Regions from separate parts of the Homo sapiens genome. Here region 1 is linked to region 2. A link is a contact called in ENCODE Hi-C or POLR2A ChIA-PET data. All regions are on one chromosome and are shown on one strand. Each heading gives the region's core, a stretch centred on a gene start or an enhancer-like site at or near the end of the contact. The rest is flanking DNA. Distances are from core to core; before and after follow the strand shown. Region 1 holds the start of ABHD18 (abhydrolase domain containing 18). Region 2 holds the start of EXOSC9 (exosome component 9).

What was found. Hi-C counts contacts between places; a loop is a spot of excess contacts on that map. ChIA-PET counts read pairs that join two places held with the same protein, here RNA polymerase II (POLR2A). Pooled maps may share reads with other maps.
Region 1: a map of naive thymus-derived CD4-positive, alpha-beta T cell shows a loop between it and region 2 (14-fold over the local background). The contact joins the promoter of ABHD18 here to the promoter of EXOSC9 in region 2. A Hi-C loop is called at or near these places in 1 of 168 maps with a recorded cell type or tissue (naive thymus-derived CD4-positive, alpha-beta T cell), 1 of 37 single-sample maps with no recorded cell type and 9 of 50 pooled maps. POLR2A ChIA-PET finds 5 or more read pairs at or near these places in 1 of 52 experiments (activated T-cell).

What each region holds. Positions count from the first base shown.
Region 1 is chr4:127,963,446-127,966,701 of GRCh38, reverse strand. It overlaps ABHD18 (abhydrolase domain containing 18), which reads right to left and starts at 1,296. Exons shown (of 13, transcript NM_001358451.3): 1 at 1,096-1,296. It overlaps MFSD8 (major facilitator superfamily domain containing 8), which reads left to right and starts at 1,529. Exons shown (of 12, transcript NM_001371596.2): 1 at 1,529-1,630. The coding sequence starts at 1,569. RefSeq lists enhancers at 1-418, 1,097-1,712, 1,303-1,722 and silencers at 813-1,042, 2,163-2,212, 2,223-2,352, 2,463-2,572.
Region 2 is chr4:121,799,786-121,802,971 of GRCh38, reverse strand. It overlaps EXOSC9 (exosome component 9), which reads right to left and starts at 1,649. Exons shown (of 12, transcript NM_005033.3): 1 at 1,482-1,649; 2 at 1,051-1,145; 3 at 179-298; 4 at 1-57. The coding sequence starts at 1,547. RefSeq lists enhancers at 1,579-1,848, 1,657-2,460.

The sequences.
Region 1 (3,256 bases), core at 47-2,546, 6.2 Mb before region 2:
TATTTTTAGTAGAGACGGGGTTTCACCGTGTTAGCCAGGATGGTCTCGATCTCCTGACCTCGTGATCCGCCCGCCTTGGCCTCCCAAGGTGCTGGGATTACAGGCATGAACCATCGCACCCAGACCGCACGTTTCAAGTTTAGGTGTTCACCAGTGAACTGCGCCTGGCTGATACACACAAGGTCACAAATGACACAAAGATCAGAAGTGATGGCATATACCATACATGACTGTGTAACTAGTATAGGACCTAGCATAGGGTAAATGCTCATAAATATTAATTTAAAAAAATTAAGTTTGGTTTCCAACTTTGCCACTTCCACACAGAGTGACTCTGGGTTAACTTGTCTGGATCTTAATTTTCAGTAAACTAGCAATGTGTCTGCTTCGCCTATCTCATAGGATACTTGTGATCAAATGAAATTACATGACAATGTATCTGGCGCTAATAAAACGGTAATTTATGAGACACAGAATGACTACTGACGCCAGCTAGCCTACAAGCCTAATAGTAGAGATAAGATGTTAATACATAACCACCAAGAAATAAACATGGAGATCTAGTGAAAACCCATGACATGTTTTCTAAAAATGTCATCTTCCTTGTGACGAAAGGAGCTGGTCATTGCTAGGCAGGTGCTGTACCTTTTTCAACTCCCACGTTTCAGCAGCAGGCTCTGCTGAGTGACATTTTGCAAGGCTGAGGCCCCCGTAGGCGCAGGCGCCGTTGGGGTGCGCATCCGGGGACCTGCAGGTTACAAGCAGCAGATCCCACCTTCAGTCCTGGCTCTGACAAGCCCTCCAGGTAAGGCGCCTTTGCATTTAGCCGAGCTAGAGAAGAGAGCTGGAAGCCACCTCTACCTTTCACGGGGGGAAGGGACTGCCCGCGCGCTCGCCCCCATTATCTCAGCCCTCCGAAGCGCGCCACGGACTCCAGCCTTGTCTCTCACCCCCAGCCTCACCCCGCGTCCCTGACCCGCGAGTCTCCCGCCCAGCTCCGCGTCCCCGGTCCCTGCCTCCAGGCGCGTACACGGCGCGCTAAGAGGCGCGGGGAGCTCTTAGCGCACCTACTACTTAACCGGACCGGCTACTTACTGGCCGCCAGGTGGAAGCCTGCGATCGAGCTGGCCGGGCCTCCCAGCACCGCCGCTCTCCAGGCTCCCTTTCCAGGACTCAACTTTGGTCCCAGCCCCAATCGCAGCTCCGGTAACCTTTCCAGGAACCGAAATGCTAGATACAGCGGAAGGAGAAACGGAGGGAGGAAGACAAACCCGGAGCAGGGCGGCGCGGCAGTTTGGACACGCCCCGAGCTCTCCTGGGCTCTCAGTCCCCGTCAGGATGGGAGGCGCGTGCCGAGGGAGGAGGCTGAGGACACAGCCTCCTTTCGCCCTGCGCTGCCCGGCCTTCCGCGTGACCCCGCCTATGACCTCGGGGCGTTCCGCCTACGTCTGACCGTCAGGTGCGCACGCGCACTTACAGGCTTGTTTTGCCAGCTTCACGCCACCCGGGATGGGAGAAAGCAGGTGTCGCGAGAGTTGGGCGCAAGACGCCTTGTAGGGAGTGTAACTATGGCCGGCCTGCGGAACGAAAGTGAACAGGAGCCGCTCTTAGGCGACACACCTGGAAGCAGGTGAGCGGATCCTGGTGGAGGGACCCCTCAGTCTCCTGCGCTGTTGGGACTGGTTCCTTTCCGGGCGTCACCCGCACTGGGACAAACCCTCGCTGCCAGAGGGGTTCCAGCGCGGTGGGAGCCGGTGGCTGGGTTGTGTGAGCCGAGGAGATTCGCTCCCAACGTAGGAGAAAGGGCGTCTGGCCGCACCGTGCGGTGATGAGCCCGTGGGTTCGAGTGACGGGGCTGGAGAAACCCAGGCTGCTGCTTTGCCTGTTGCAGCACCCAAGCTGAGAGGTGACAGCGTGCTGGCAGTCCTCACAGCCCTTGCTCGCTCTCCAGGCCTCCTCTGCCTGGGCTCCCACTTTGGCGGCACTTGAGGAGCCCTTCAGCCCACCGCTGCACTGTGGGAGCCCCTTTCTGGGCTGGCCAAGGTGGGAGCCGGCTCCCTCAGCTTGCAGGGAGGTGTGGTGGGAGAGGCGTGAGCGGGAACCGGGGCTGCGCGCCGCGCTTGCGGGCCAGCTGGAGTTCCGAGTGGGCGTGGGCTTGGCGGGCCCCGCACTGGGAGCAGCAGGCCGGCCCTGCCGGCCCCGGGCAATGAGGGGCTTAGCACCCGGGCCAGCGGCTGCGGAGGGTGTGCTGGGTCCCCCAGCAGTGCCAGCCCACTGGCGCTGCGCTCGATTTCTCGCCGGGCCTTAGCTGCCTTCCCGCGGGGCAGGGCTCGGGACCTGCAGCCCGCCATGCCTGAGCCTCCCACCCACTCCGTGGGCTCCTGTGCGGCCCGAGCCTCCCCGATGAGCGCCGCTCCCTACTCCACGGTGCCTAGTCCCATCGACCACCCAAGGGCTGAGGAGTGCGGGTGCACGGCGCGGGACTGGCAGGCAGCTCCACCTGCAGCCCCGGTGCGGGATCCACTGGGCGAAGCCAGCTGGGCTCCTGAGTCTGGTGGAGACGTGGAGAACGTTTATGTCTAGCTCAGGGATTGTAACTACACCAATCGGCACTCTGTATCTAGCTCAAGGTTTGTAAACACACCAATCAGCACCCTGTGTCTAGCTCAGGGTTTGTGAATGCACCAGTCGACACTCTGTATCTAGCTACTCTGGTGGGGCCTTGGAGAACCTTTCTGTCAACACTCTGTATCTAGTTAATCTAGTGGGGACGTGGAGAACCTTTGTGTCTAGCTCAGGGATTGTAAACGCACCAATCAGCGCCCTGTCAAAACAGACTACTCGGCTCTACCAATCAGCAGGATGTGGGTGGGGCCAGATAAGAGAATAAAAGCAGGCTGCCCACCAGTAGTGGCAACCCGCTGAGGTCCCTTTCCACAGTGTGGAAGCTTTGTTTTTTCGCTCTTTGCGATAAATCTTGCTACTGCTCACTCTTTGGGACCATACGGCTTTTATGAGCCGTAACACTCACCGCGAAGGTCTGCAGTTTCACTCCTGAAGCCAGCGAGACCACGGGGAGGAACGAACAACTCCAGACGCGCCGCCTTAAGAGTTGTAACACTCACCACGAAGGTCTGCAGCTTCGCTCTTGAGCCAGCGAGACCACGAACCCACCAGAAGGAAGAAACTCTGAACACATCTGAGCATCAGAAGGAACAAACTCCAGACGTGCCACCTTAAGAGCTGTTAACACTCA
Region 2 (3,186 bases), core at 400-2,899:
GAATTTCTTAGACATCTTTCCATGAGTCGATTCAACTTCACCAAGAGATCTGACTGCCTATAAGGAGAAAATAGGAATGGGCTAATGTCATGAAATATAACACCAGGTATTAAAACAAAAGCTCACTGCTGTTAGGTTCTCCTATGACTAAAGCAACTTAAGAAAAAGATTTAAATACCTGCCAGGTTCGAAAGCTGGAGCGGCCATCTGAGAGAGTTCAAGGTTAAAAAAAAGAATACCTTCTGTTGCCCGATTGAGTTTTGGAGACACAAGTTCACAGGAAACCTGTCCAAGAACTCTGCAAAGATAAAGTTACAAAGTATTAACCAAATAGACTCTCCTTCCAAAACAAAAAACTGAAACAGATAACAAGTTTCAATCTTAATGTGAGTAATATCATACTCAGCCAAATAAATCATAGGAGATAAAAATTATATGTAAAGTATAATATACACAGAAATAAAACATAAATTGGTACAACTAAAAACACGACAGAAAAAACACCTCTCTTCTTATTACAATGTTTACTATTCCACAGATTGTTTTAAAAATCAGTGACCTTTACCTCTAAAGCAAGTATTTATTGATACAAGATGGCATGAAAACCTGAGATTTCTTAAAGGTTTTCACATGGCATAGTTCACCACCATTATGTGACCAAATAGCCTCACAACTTTCAAATGAATATCTGAAAACCTAATTTTCATGTCACTCAGGAAAAAGAAAGCAGGATGTACACTTAATGACAAGATGCTCAAGATCTCTATATTAGTGTGAGAAACAAATTCCATATGATCACTACTAGTTGTCTATACGATTTATAGAAGTCAGAAAAGAACTATGTGATACGTGACAGAAAATACGTTTATGATTAAAAAGTTCAAGTGTGACCACAAAAGCAAAAAATCTCGCATAAAAAAATACTTATTTTTGTCAGCTAAACAAAGAATACTGTCCAGACTTCTTAGCTGCTTTATAAACAACCAAGTCAATAAGGTCTTTTTTCAAACTTCTCCCTTCCGAATGTGTATCTCATTTAAATCCTGTTACCTTGTTTTTCCAAGTTCCACAATGCAGCATCCGTAATCTGTTCCAAATGAGATCCTGATGTTCCTATAATCATAGGTTTGTCTGCCATCCAGCCGCTGTAAGCACAAATTCATTCATTAATTTATTCCTTCAACAAGTATTTCTTAAGCAACTACTTTTTGTCTGGCCCTGGGCTAAGCACTTGGGGGAAAGTGGAATCCTAACCAGCCCGCCCATACAGGAAAGTGGAAACTACAGCATGGACAACTGCTGCGGTGACTGGAGCCTTGAAAAGAACCTGTCGAAAAAAAATAAATAAAGCCTGAGGGATGGGGTGAACGTGCCGGTCGTTCCCCTAGTAGCTCCCCGGGCCCAGGCGGGCCAGGTATCAGTCCACACCTTGAGACCCGAGCGCCCACGCAGCGCGCAATTCTGCGGGCACCAAACCATACCTTCTTCTCTTCGATGGCACGGAGTAGGAAGCGGCGTTCGCAGTTTGAGAGTGGCGTTTCCTTCATGGTGTTGGGTCACCGGCCCCACAGGCACCAGAATCCGCGGGAAAAACGGAACCCGATCTTTCCTTGCGCGCCGCTGCTCGCCCCGAGGCGCAGGAAAATTACGTCATCAAGGCGCGGCGGCGGAAAAATGGGAAATGGCTTGGGCTGCAGCTACTGCGCAGACTCAAAGCGTGATTGGGGAAGGCCAGCGAGCTGCGAGAAGCCATTGCGGCTTTGGGAGGCCGTTTCTGAACGTGAAGTTCCGTTTCTTTTCTCATAAAGTGCAGAGGAGAAAAGGATACTTAAAATAACCATGAGAGTGATAGAAATTATTATCAGTAGACCGCTCGCACACTTCACCCTTTGCTCAGTCCTCTCACGGGGTGGAGACTAGACATGTACTTCTGCAATTTCACAGATGAGTTGACATTGGTCCCTGGAAAGCCGCAGATGCAGGATTTGGAGCAGATTAAATGAACAAACACTGGAATGAGGCGGCATAAGGGTTGGGGGAGAAAGATAAATTGGTGAAATGGGATGTTTTTGTGGCCAAAGGTGAAATCTTGTGGGATCTGAGAAGTTGATGAGAATGGAGAATGTTCGCACGTAGTAACTAACGATGTTACTACTACTGTGGACTGAAAGTAAATGCACCGTTTATTTCTTATCCCCTCTCCAGTTATTTTAAGTCGATAGACTTTTTTTTACGGTCACAGAGAAGCCTTAGCGGGGCCATGCTGCCAACCACTCAGCTTTTTTGGAGAGGCAGTATCAAATAGTAGTTTTAAAAAGTGTTCACTGCCAGGGTTCAAATTTTAAGGCTATCATTAACTACTATAACCCTGGGCAAGTTAACCTGTGTGCTTCACATTACTCACCGGCAAAAAAAAAACAAAAACAAAAACAAAGCAGGGGAAGTGAGAAACCTATTTATTCTGAGGAATAAAAATGAGTTAATATATACATAAAATGTTTAGAACAGTGCCTGGCATGGAATAAGCACTATTTAAGTGTTTGCATATTATTATTTTGTTTCCTTTTGCTTTAGAGGTGGTAGGCACTGTAACTCCTACGCAGTCTTTCTCTGGCTTCTTTGGTAGCTTCTCACAAGTTTTTTCTACCAGTGATACATTTTAGTCTCACTTTGTACCACTTGCAATCCATGTACTCAATAAATACTTGAAGAGGGCCTACTCTGTCCAAGAATAATTTAAGTGCTGGAGAAACAGGGTAGACAAGATCCTTTCAAGGAATTTATATTCTTTTTGGAAAAGGCAAAAAACCCTAAACAAATAGAACAATTTCATACAGTGTTAAGTGCTCTCTGAGAATAGGAATGCTATCTTAATAGGGGTAGTTGCAGGAACAGGTGACTTTGTAGCGGTGACATTAAAGTAAAGTAAATCTTTGGTGTTGAGCAGGAGCACCCTTGATGCCATCTGGAGAGGAAAAGTGTTTCAAGCAGAAAGAGTAACATATGCAAAAACTGAGATGAGATGAGCTCCACATGGTCTGGAGAGAGAAATTGTGAAGAAGGAGGAAAGTGGACAGAAATGATTAATTTTCAAAATCGGCAAGGGGATTACAGGGTACTAACCACTTAAGTTCTTTAGCAACATGAATTCATTTTTATAGTACAGTTTCATACCAGAACTCCTGG